3 separate regions of the Homo sapiens genome follow, and regions 2 and 3 are each linked to region 1. A link is an interaction called in ENCODE POLR2A ChIA-PET data of the cell type or tissue named here. Cell type or tissue: GM12878. All regions are shown on one strand. Region 1 overlaps IDH2 (isocitrate dehydrogenase (NADP(+)) 2). Region 2 has its middle 22 kb from the start of ZNF710. Region 3 has its middle 17 kb from the start of SEMA4B.

Region 1 (4,000 bases):
GCATGCCACCACACCCAGCTATTTTTAATTTTTTTTTTTTCTGAGACGAAGTTTCGCTATTGTCCCCCAGGGTGGGAGTGCAGTGGCATGATCTCAGCCCACTGCAACCTCCGCCTCCCGAGTTCAAGTGATTCTCGGGCCTCAGCCTCCCAAGTAGCGGGGATTTCAGGTGTGCACCACAACACCTGGCTAATTTTTTGTATTTTTAGTAGAGACAGGGTTTCACCATGTTGGCCAGGCTGGTCTCAAACTCCTGACCTCAAGTGATCCACCTGCCTTGACCCCCGCAAAGTGCTGGGATTACAGGCGTGAGCCACCGTGCCAGCCTAATTTTAAAATTTTTTTGTAGAGATGGAGTCTTGCCCTGTTGCCCAGGCTGGCTGGACTCCCCACCCCACCCCCACTTTAATCTGGCTAGGTAGAACTACCCAAAAACATGCCCAGCCCACCAGTGGCCAAGAGGGTGGGGGCCAGTCTGGCCTGTCAGACCCTCTCCCCCTGGAATATGAAGGCAGAGGAGATCAACACAAAGAACACTGGCTAGCTGCGGCTGCCTCATCCAGCACCAAATCAGTAAGAGGTTGTCCAGGGGCTCCTGCCATCCAGTTCCTAAGGAGGGCCTGGGTCCTCTTTTATGTATTTACTTATTGTTTAGAGTCAGGGTCTCTTTATCTCTCTCTGTTGCCCAAGCCAGGCTCAGACTCCGGGGCTCAAGCAATCCTTGCACCTCAGCCTCCTTAGTAGCTGGGGCTACAGGCCCATGCCAAGATATTACTTTTGTCCAAGACTTAGTTCTTTATAGTTTTCCCTGCAATTCTATGAGCTACGCTGTGTAGCTCATAATAAAATCCTCTCCAAGTTAACCAGTCACTAACTTTGTCTGTTGCGTGCAACCCAAGAGCCCTCAACTAACTTGTGGTGATAAAGGAAATAGTATAGATAGGTATTGAGTGCCTACTATGTGCCTTACAGTGTACCAATGCTGTACAATGTGATTCCATTTAATCCCAAAAACAACCCCAAGGAGGTATCATTACCTCCATTTTATTTAATTAATTAATTTATTTATTTATTTATTTATTTTTTGAGACAGAGTCTTTGGTCTGTCACCCAGGCTGGAATGCAATGGCGTGATCTCGGCTCACTGCAACCTCTGCCTCCCGGGTTCAAGCGATTCTGCTGTCTCAGCTTCCTGAGTAGCTGGGATTACAGGCACACGCCACCAGGCCCGGCTAATTTTTGTATTTTTAGTAGAGACGGGGTTTTGCCATGTTGGCCAGGCTGGTCTCGAACTCCTAGCCTCAGGTGATCCACCCACTTTGGCCTCCCAAAGTGCTGGGATTACAGGCGTGAGCCACCACGCCTGGCCATTATCTCCATTTTAAGTGTGGGAAACTGAGGCTCAGAGAGGTTAACAGCTTACTGCCCAAGGTTACAGAGCTTGAAAACAGCAGAGTCACGAGGACTCTGACCCTATTCAACAGGAAGGACAGGCTTACAGCACCTGCGAATGGAACTCAGAACCCTTGATCCCAGCCGACGCAGGTGGGTCAGTCCTACCAGAGAAGCATCAAAGGACTCAATGAGGGGCTGATCAGAGGTCCAGGGAGACCAGTGGAGGGTAGGGGGCAGGGGACGCTACTGAAGGAGAGTCTGACTCGCAGGAATACCCAACAGTCTGGGAAGTGAATTTCAAAGAAAACTCAGGAACTGGCCACCTAACAATGAATCAGTACAGCTGCCTTGGACAAGGCTTGTTGAACCTCAGCCTGCAGCAGATAGGGGCACCGGGGCACCAGCCTGCTCCTCTGCCCACAGCCTGGGAAGAAGCAGCAAATGCAGAGCAGGGAACAAGATCTAATAAAACTTCAGTCACAGGGAAATCTCACCAGCTCAGCTGAGAGCTGTGCCCTTTCCTCAAAGCAGCACTCCTCAGCCTCACTTACAGCCCAATTACTCTTGTGTTACACACAGTCCTTAGAGAGGTGGTGATGTGTCTTCAGCTCCACTCTAGATTAGACACAGCAAATCAGGTGAAGGGAAGAGAATGATTATTTGAAAACACTGGGTTGGGGCTGGGTGTAATGGCTCATGCCTGTAATCCTAGCACTTTGGGAGGCTGAGGCAGGTGGATCACTCAAGGTAAGGAGTTCAAGACCAGCCTGGCCAACATGGTGAAACCCCATCTCTACTAAAAATAGAAAAATTAGGCATGGTGGCACGTGCCTATAATCCCAGCTACCGAGGAGGCTGAGGCAGGAGAATCGCTTGAACCCGGGAGGTGGAGGTTGCAGTAAGCCAAGATCACGGCACTGCACTCCAGCCTGGGCAACAGAACGAGACTCCATCTCAAAAAAACAAACAAACAAACAAAAAAAACTGGGTGGGAAGAACTGACAAGGGACAGAATACCTGTGAAAAGCAGGCCTAGAAACCACCTCGGCACATTTAAAACAAAAGTGATTAAAGCCTAACAGACCTCAAACAACTGACTTTCCAAAGATATGCAAAGAGTTTGTTTTTTTTTTTTAATCTAAAAATAATCTTAGAGATCATTTAGGGGGAATAATGAGACTCAGAGAGTGTGGTCTGCATCAGAGGCAAGATAGAGCCCAGGTCCCTGACCCAAATGCAGCCTCTGGAAGACCCGTGGGTCAGATGTAGAGAAGCAGAACACAAACACAGCCTTGGACTATTCCATTCCCTAGAGAACAAAAGGTGGCTGGCTGCTGGCTCTACTGCCTTTCCCAAGACGCGATGGGGATTTTGAACCCAATCTACAATATTCCTTCACTTTTTTCTGAAGCTTGAGTGGAAAGAGCTGCAGAACCTGCGGAAAGTCTGTTGAGCTGTTGCAGAGCTAGTTTAGTTCTGGGGAGCATCTCCTATGAGTTAATTTGAGGACAGCTAATCAAATTTGTTAAAAAAAAAAAAAAATGAACTATCATAATCAGGAGCCCTAAGGAGAGACTCACTTGGGGCCAGTTCTTCAGGTTTCAGCCTCAGCCTGGGCTCCACGGTTGGGCTTCAGGCAGGCATGGCTAGGAGAGTTCAAGGTCAAGATCAAAGACCTGATGTGTCAAACCCTCAGAGACCACAGGACCTGATTATTTACTCACCGGCAGGTGCTAACTAAGCACTTATCCAGTACCCCACTGGGATACTGAAATGCCTAAAACACAACAGTGCCTGCCCGGAGGCAGTGAATGTGGAAGGGGAAACCTACAGGTAACAGAGAGAGAGCAAGCAGGGCTGTCACCAAAGTCAGGAGTGCCCAGGCCTCCCTGGAAGCAAACATCCCAGGGGAACTGAGAACAGCAACATGAGCCAAGGCCAGCAGAGACTTGTTCTGCTTGTTCCAGGTACTGGTTTTTTAAAAAAATCTTAATTGGTGACCAAGTTTTAAAAATCAGTAAATCTCAACAATAAAACAAATAACTCAACGTTAAAATGGACAGAAGACTGGCTGGGCACCGTGGCTCATGCCTGTAATCCCAGCACTTTGGAAGGCTGAAGAGGGCAGATCACTTGAGGTCAGGAGTTCGAGACCAGCCTGGCCACAATGGTGAAACTCTGTGTCTACTAAAAATAGAAAAAAAATTAGCCTGGTGTGGTGACACACACCTGTAGTCCCAGCTATTTGGGAGGCTGAGGCAGGAGAATTGCTTGAACCCAGGAGGTGGAGGTTGCAGTGAGCAGAGATCATGCCACTGCACTCCAGCCTGGGTAACAGGAAGACTCCATCTCAAAATAAATAAATAAATATAATGGACAAAAGACTTAAATAGACATTTCAAGTCCAAAGATGATATACAAATGGCCAACAAGCACATGAAAAGATGCTCAACATCACTAATCATCAGGGAAATGCAAATCAAAACCATAATGAGATATCACCCCACTATCCCCTCACAACCACTAAGAGAGCTACTATCAGGAAAAGAAAAACAAAACAGAAAATAAAGTGCTAGCAAGGATGTGGAGAAATTGGAACTCTTGT
Region 2 (4,000 bases), 120 kb before region 1:
GAAGGATGGAAGCAAAGAAAAAGAAAGAGAGGAAAAAACCCCACTTGGGGTAAGCAAATTCACATACAAACACGTGGTTACATACAGATACGCCAAATAGCTTACAGACAGGTTATGGTCCAAAAATTCATTTGTAAATCAGTTTAGAACTTAGCACCTTTTTTACCCATGTGGAGAAAAGGGTGGTGGAATTTTCAATTGTCAAATTCCCAGTCTAAGAGATTTTTATTTAATGTGTAATATAGTGGAAATGCTGAATTTTTGAAATGAAAAAACAGAAAGCAAGTCTTACAACCATGGATGATAAATAAGAAAGATTTGGGGCTCTGCCTCTGCCTCTGCCCTCTGCCTCTGCCTCTCCCCATGGTCTCCCTCTCCCCATGGTCTCCCTCTCCCTCTCTTTCCACGGTCTCCCTCTCATGCCGAGCTGAAGCTGGACTATACTGCTGCCATCTCGGCTCACTGCAACCTCCCTGCCTGATTCTCCTGCCTCAGCCTGACTGGTTTTCGTATTTTTTTGGTGGAGATGGGGTTTCGCTGTGTTGGCCGGGCTGGTCTCCAGCTCCTAACCGCGAGTGATCCGCCAGCCTCGGCCTCCCGAGGTACCGGGATTGCAGACCGAGTCTGGTTCACTCAGTGCTCAATGGCGCCCAGGCTGGAGTGCAGTGGCGTGATCTCGGCTCGCTACAACCTCCACCTCCCAGCCGCCTGCCTTGGCCTCCCAAAGTGCCGAGATTGCAGCCTCTGCCCGGCCGCCACCCCGTCTGGGAAGTGAGGAGCGTCTCTGCCTGGCCGCCATCCCATCTGGGAAGTGAGGAGCGCCTCTTCCCGGCCGCCATCACATCTAGGAAGTGAGGAGCGTCTCTGCCCGGCCGCCGATCGTCTGGGATGTGAGGAGCGCCTCTGCCCGGCCGCCACCCCGTCTGGGAGGTGAGGAGCGTCTCTGCCCAGCCACCCCGTCTGAGAAGTGAGGAGCCTCTCCGCCCGGCAGCCACCCCGTCCGGGAGGGAGGTGGGGGTGGTCAGCCCCCCGCCCGGCCAGCCGCCCCATCCGGGAGGTGAGGGGCGCCTCTGCCCGGCCGCCCCTACTGGGAAGTGAGGAGCCCCTCTGCCTGGCCACCACCCCGTCTGGGAGGTGTGCCCAACAGCTCATTGAGAAGGGGCCAGGATGACAATGGCGGTTTTGTGGAATAGAAAGGGGGGAAAGGTGGGGAAAAGATTGAGAAATCGGATGGTTGCCGTGTCTGTGTAGAAAGAAGTAGACATGGGAGACTTTTCATTTTGTTCTGTACTAAGAAAAATTCTTCTGCCTTGGGATCCTGTTGATCTGTGACCTTACCCCCAACCCTGTGCTCTCTGAAACATGTGCTGTGTCCACTCAGAGTTAAATGGATTAAGGGCGGTGCAAGATGTGCTTTGTTAAACAGAAAAAAAAAAAAAAAAAAAAAAAAAGAAAGATTTGGGATCCGAAACCCTGTCATCATTTGTTATGAGTGCTGATGCTAGAGAAAAGCACGTTTAATTAATGAGAATGAGCTGGCAGATGGAGGCTCCAGAGGGGATCTGAAGGGGGCTTCTGAGCATGTCCAAGGGCTCAGGGGGTTGACACGGGTCTCTTTGTAATGCTTAATTTTCCTTCATGTGATATGGTTTTCCTTTTTTTTTTATATATATATAATATGGGTGTATCTAGGAGAATACACCTCTCCTATTTTCTTTTTACAGGTGTACAAAGAAAATGTGAATCTTTGCAACCCCACCATGTTTCCAGCCATTTTTTTTTTTACTCACAAGTGGACTCCACAGGAGGGAGGGGAGAGCAGGAGGTTGTCTCACAGCACCTGGGCAAGAGGTGGCAAAAGGAAGGCAGGTGAGGCGCTGAGAAGAAGGAGAAAAGCATGAAGTGAACTTGAGGAGCTGGGTCTGCAGAGGAATGACCTGCACCTGCTGCAAGATGTCCCCGCCTTCTTTATCACTGTGATGAGATGTATTCAAACTCACGTTTCCCAGCTGGGTGCAGTGACTCATGCCTGTAATGCCAGCACTTTGGGAGGCGAGGCGGGGGATCACCTGAAGTCAGGAATTCAAGACCAGCCTGGCCAACATGGTGAAACCCCATCTCTACTAAAAATACAAAAAAAAAAAAAAAAAAAAAAAAAAAGGCCAGCGCAGTGGCTTACGCCTGTAATCCCAGCACTTTGAGAGGCTGAGGCGGGTGGATCACCTGAGGTCAGCAGTTCGAGACCAGCCTGGCTAACATGGTGAAATCCCGTCTTTACTAAACATACAAAAAATTAGCCAGGCGTGGTAGTGGTCGCCTGTAATCCCAGCTACTCGGGAGGCTGAGGCAGGAGAATCGCTTGAACCTGGGAGGCGGAGGTTGCAGTGAGCTGAGATCGTGCCATTGCACTCCAGCTGGGTGACAAAAGCAAAACTTTGTCTCAAAATAAATAAATAAATAAATAAATTAGCTGGGCGTGGTGGCCCATGGCTGTAATCCTAGCTACTCTGGAGGCTGAGGCAGGAGAATCACTTGAACCCAGGAGGCAGAGGTTGCTGTGGGCCAAGATCAAGCCACTGCACTCCAGACTGGGCAACAGAGCAAGACTCCGTCTCAAACAAAAGCAACAACAACAAAAAACTCATGCTTCCCAATACTCAGCATTTCCTCTCTCAGACTATCTAGAAGTATGGGGGCAGCCACCAAGCTATCCCTAGGAATAGCTGCCCCCTCCTCCACATTGGTCACTAAGGACAATTCTCTGACATACCTGTATGCAGTTTCCACTCCCATGAAGCAAGTAGATTTTTTTTTTTTTTTTGAGACGGAGTCTCACTCTGTGGTCCAGGCTGGAGTGGCAATCTCGGCTCATTGAAACCTCCACCTCCCAGGTTCAAGTGATTCTCCTGCCTCAGCCTCCCAAGTAGCTAGCACCACCAGGCCTGACTAATTTTTGTATCTTTAGTAGAGACGGGGTTTCAATATGTTGGCCAGGCTGGTCTGAAACCCATGACCTCAGGTGATCCACCCGCCTCAGCCTCCCAAAGTGCTAGGATTACAGGCGTGAGCCACCATGCCCAGCTGAAGCAAGCAGATTGTATATCTGCCTCCTTCTCCTTTCCCTTGTGCTTCTTCTCCCACCCACAATAAGGCCACATTTCTTTGCCTAAATCACAAATCTTTTTTGTTGTTGTTTTGTTTTTTGAGACAGAGTCTCAATCTGTTGCCCAAGCTAGAGTACAGTGGCATGATCTCAGCTCACTGCAACCTCTGCCTCCCAGGTTCAAGTGATTCTCCTGCCTCAGCCTCCCAAGTAGCTGGGACTACAGGCATGTGCCACCACACGTGGCTAGTTTTTGTATTTTTAGTAGAGACAAGGTTTCACCATGTTCAGGCTGGTCTCGAACTCCTGACCTCAAGTGATCCACCCACCTCAGCCTTCCAAAGTGCTGGGATTACAGGCATGAGGCAACGCGCCTGGCCTGTACTTTCATTTCTCTATGTTTTTGTTTAGATTATTCTTCCATCCTTCCCTTTTCCAGCAAATGAAACAGCTTTTCCCAGGAGCTCCATCTATATGGTTATTGCATTAATTTTATGGGTGTTTTTTTGTTTTTGTTTTTTTGAGACAGGATCTTGCTCTGTAGCCCAAGCTGGAGTACAGTGGCTTGATCTTGGCTCACTGCAACCTCCGCCTCCCAGACTCAAGCGATTCTCCTGCCTCAGCCTCGTGAGTAGCTGGGATTACAGGTGCCGACCACCATGTCCAGCTAACTTTTGTATTTTTAGTATAGACAGGGTTTCATCATTGATATGGTTAAACTTTGTGTCCCAACTCAAATCTCATCTTGAATTGTAGTTCCCATAATCCCCATGTGTCATGGGAGGGACCCATTAAGAGGTAATTTCATCATGGGGGCGGTTTCCCTCATGCTTTTCTTGTGACAGTGAGTGAATTCTCATGAGATCTAATGGCTTTATAAGGGGCTTTTCTCCCTTT
Region 3 (4,000 bases), 90 kb after region 1:
CAGCTCACTGCAACCTCTGCTTCCCGGGTTCAAGCGATTCTCCTGCTTCAGCCTCCTGAGTAGCTGGGATTACAGGTGCCCACCACCATGCCCTGCTAATTTTTGTATTTTAAGTAGAGACGGGGCTTCACCCCATCTCTACTGAATACCCCATGTATTTTCAGTAGAGACGGGGTTGGTCAGGTTGATCTTGAACTCCTGACCTTGTGATCCGCCCACCTCAGCCTCCTAAAGAGTTGGGATTACAGGCGTGAGCCACTGCACCCGGCAAGAATTTTTAATGTTATAGAAAAATGCGATATAGGCCGGGTGCTGTGGCTCACACCTGTAATCCCAGCACTTTGGGAGGCAAGGCAGGCAGATCACTTGAGGTCAGAAGTTCGAGACCAGCCTGGCCAACGTGGTGAAACCCCGTCTCTATTAAAAATACAAAAATTATCTGGGTGTGGTGGTGGGTGCCTGTAATCCCACCTACTTGGGAGACTGAGGCAGGAGAATCGCTTGAATCTGGGAGGTGGAGGTTACAGTGAGCCGAAATCGCACCGCTGCACTCCAGCCCGTGCAACAAGAGAGAGACTCCATCTCAAAAACAAGAAAAGAAAAACATAATAGAATGCTGTCCTAAGTAAAAGTTAGAAAACAGTATGTATTGAATAATCTTTTTTCTAAAAGATGTAAGTGTATAATTATGCATAGGAAACACACAGGAAGATATTCACCAAAATATTAACACCAGTATACCTAAGATTTGTGCAGTTTACTACATGCAAATTAATCTTAATTTTTAAAAAGTTTTAAAAAATATTAACGCTGACGGCCGGGTGTGGTGGCTCACGCCTGTAATCCCAGCACTTTGGGGGGCCAAGGCGGGTGGGTCACGAGGTCAGGAGTTCGAGACCAGCCTGTCCAATATTGTGAAACCCTGTCTCTACTAAAAATACAAAAATTAGTCAGGTGCAGTGGCGGACACCTGTAATCCCAGCTACTTGGGAGGCTGAGGCAGGAGAATTGCTTGAACCCGGGAGGCAGAGGTTGCAGTGAGCTGAGATCGAGCCACTGCACTCCAGCCTGGGTGACAGAGCAAGACTCCGTCTCGGAAAAAAAAAAATTAACAAGGTTGATGCCAATGTGTAGGTAAAATGAAATTATGAGTGATATTATTTTTAATTGTGTTTTTCTGTTGTCTAACTTTCTTGTACTAAATATGTGTTTACTTTTATAGAGAGGTAACAAAAGTAACCACTTTTTTCTTTTTCTGGAGGAGCTAGGCAGCAATTCCCGGAGAGGAGAGGCTGCAGAAGGACAATGTACACTTAGGCCAGGCCTGCCCGGCCCTGGAACGGGCTGCCACTTGGCCTCTGGTTTCTGCAGTCCCTTGACCCGTCAGTTCAGGCCAGCTCAGCCACTTACAAGTCCAGAACTGGTTGTTTCAGTAACCGCCCTGAAAGCTGCCGTTGCTTTCCTGGAAGATAGCACCGGGACGCAAGAGTGGAGAGGGAGGAGCCAAGGTCACCTCATAAATGCGGGATATTTATAACCCTATCTTTCACCCCTCCTGCAGATCTCCGTTTCGTTTTACTCTCTGAGCACGCCCGCCCACTGCATGTTAAGGGAGCAGTGAGCAGCATTTATCTCGGGTGGAGACGTGGGTGGTTTCACAGAGTGTGGATCTGCCCTCCTCTCTCTCACTTGCCTCCTTCTGTAAACAATATTACCATTCTTGAGAGCTGACCATGTGCCAGGTGTGTGCCTCCACCATTGCATTTCCCATCACAGCCTTGTGAGATCTCTAGTGTTCTGATGCCCACTTTACAGATGAAAAACTCCAGGCTCAGAGAGGTTAAGGAACTCGTCCTACGTAACACAGCCAGTTAGGTAAGAGTGGATCTAGGATTTCAACCCGGGCCAGCCCAGACTCCAGCTAGTGAGGCCGCCCCCTGTGGCCCAGGTCCAGCGAGGCCGAGTCTCCCAAGGTGAAGGACCGCACAGTCCCTTGGGCTCCACGGCTAACTTGGGCCGACCAGCGGTCGTGGGGAGGCGGACCCGACAGGCCAGGGTGGTCGTGGCATCGAGTCCATCGTTGGTGCAAATGGCCGGGGGCCGGTGGCGGTGGTGGGGCGGGGGGCACGGCCCGCATCAGGCAAATCCCGGAGGCGCCCTCTGGACAATTCCCGTAAACACGGGCAGAGCGGGGCGGGGCTGGGCGGGGCTTGGCGGGGGCCCAGCATTTCCGGGGACGCCGCGCCGGACTGAGGCTGTGCGCCCGAGACTCCGGGTCCCCAGGGGCTGCGCCGGGCCGGCCTGGCAAGGGGGACGAGTCAGTGGACACTCCAGGAAGAGCGGCCCCGCGGGGGGCGATGACCGTGCGCTGACCCTGACTCACTCCAGGTAGGCGCGGGGGGTGCCTGGCGAGGTGGGAGCCGCTGCCCGGGAGGTGGCGGACCAGGCGAAAACCGCCGCGCAGCCGCTGCCCCCACCCTTGCACCCGCACCTCCCGCCCGGCCCCTCTCCCCAGAAGGCGCCACCTGCACGCTCTGATGGGCACTGGGGCCCGCCGCCCGGGGAGCCTGTTGCCATGGCAGCGCAGGAGGCTGGGCCCGCGTTCCCATGGCCACCGGGGGCCTTTGAGCAGCGTTCACATCGCGCCAGTGCACCACCCCTACTCCTAAACCCGGGACCTGGTCCTGGGGGGAAGTCATTTGGAATTCGGAAAAGGCCTGGGCCCCTGCGGAATGGTCGTGGATATGACCTCCGAGTTAGGCCCTTTGTCATGGCTTCTTTCTTCTCACTGAGCACCAAGGTGCTAGAAGGAGAAGGCTAGAAGGAGAAGGAAGTTGAGGTTCTGGGCATGAAGCTGCAGTTGCGGCTACTCGGGAGTTATTCTGGTCTAGCAGAAAGGCGAAGGAGCCCTGGGTCATCTCGGGAAGGTCATCAAATCTCTGCCCACATTTCCTCACCTGTAATATGGGTATGTTATTTGAGTTAAACACAGGATTCCTCTAAAGGTTGAAATGCCTTAAAATTTTGTGCGGGAAGCATACAAACTTTTAAAAAGTTTTTTTCCCCATAATGCCTTAGAACTGGAAAAGATGTAGAAATCACCTTGGCCCATCCCCCCTCATTTTCATAAGGAAAACTGAAGCCAGAGAGATTAAATCGCTTCCCAAGATGACAGTGAGTTAGTGGGAAGGTCAGGATTTGAACTCAGGCCATGGCCGTTTCTTTTGGTGATTTTTTTTTTTTTTTTTTTTTTTTTTTGAGACGGAGTCTTGCTCTATCCTCCAGGCTACAGTGCAGTAGCGCGATCTTGGCTCACCGCAACCTCCACCTCCCTGGCTCAAGTGACTCTTCTGCCTCAGCCTCCTGAGTAGCTGGGACTACAGGCGTGTGCCACCATGCCAAGCTAATTTTTGTATTTTTAGTAGAGACAGGGTTTCACCATGTTGGCTAGGCTGGTCTCCAACTCCTGAGCTCAAGTGATCCGCCCACTTTGGCCTCCCAATGTGCCTGGTTTATAGGCTTGAGCCACCACGCCTGGCCTTTTTGGAGATTATACCTTCTGAAGCTCAGGAAAATCTAGGATATGTCTCCTTGCACCTGGGGCTCAAACTGTTGGTGACAGGTAATCTCCATATGGGGACATTGGCCAGGCATGGTGGCTCACGCCTGTAATCCCAGCACTTTGGGAGGTCGAGGCAGGCGGATCACCTGAGCTCAGGAGTTTGAAACCAGCCTGGTCAATGTGGTGAAACCTCGTCTCTAGTAAAAACACAAAATTAGCTGGGCATGGTGGCGCATGCCTGTAATCGCAGCGACTTGGGAGGCTGAGGCAGGAGAATCGCTTGAATCTGGGAGGCGGAGGTTCCCTGAGCCAGCCGAGATTGTGATTGCATTCCAGCCTGGACAACAAGAGTGAAACTCCATCTCAAAAAGCAAACAAAAAATAAAATAATAAAAATAAAGGCCAGGCACGGTGGCTCACGCCTGTAATCCCAGCACT

What was found. Peaks named below come from ENCODE experiments on the same cell type or tissue, not always from the same donor. Only the 100,000 strongest peaks of a DNase experiment are listed, where the experiment ranks them.
Region 2: POLR2A ChIA-PET joins it to region 1 with 6 read pairs; 3 of 35 experiments call an interaction of 5 or more read pairs at or near these places.
Region 3: POLR2A ChIA-PET joins it to region 1 with 5 read pairs; 9 of 35 experiments call an interaction of 5 or more read pairs at or near these places.

Annotation. Positions count from the first base shown.
Region 1 is chr15:90,092,551-90,096,550 of GRCh38, forward strand. All of the region lies in intron 1 of IDH2 (isocitrate dehydrogenase (NADP(+)) 2), which reads right to left. Among named protein-coding and RNA genes, the nearest start is that of IDH2-DT, 7.6 kb to the right of the region's middle. RefSeq lists an enhancer at 2,876-3,400. In GM12878, no CTCF peak of the experiment used is centred here; no DNase peak of the experiment used is centred here; H3K4me3 peaks cover 170 bases; H3K27ac peaks cover 1,507 bases.
Region 2 is chr15:89,977,114-89,981,113 of GRCh38, forward strand. No RefSeq gene overlaps it. Among named protein-coding and RNA genes, the nearest start is that of ZNF710, 22 kb to the right of the region's middle. In GM12878, no CTCF peak of the experiment used is centred here; no DNase peak of the experiment used is centred here.
Region 3 is chr15:90,182,694-90,186,693 of GRCh38, forward strand. It overlaps a transcript of SEMA4B not described here. Among named protein-coding and RNA genes, the nearest start is that of SEMA4B, 17 kb to the right of the region's middle. RefSeq lists enhancers at 1,537-2,270, 1,881-1,960 and silencers at 2,141-2,540, 2,551-2,640. In GM12878, no CTCF peak of the experiment used is centred here; a DNase peak (open chromatin) is centred at 1,668; H3K4me3 peaks cover 2,521 bases; H3K27ac peaks cover 1,873 bases.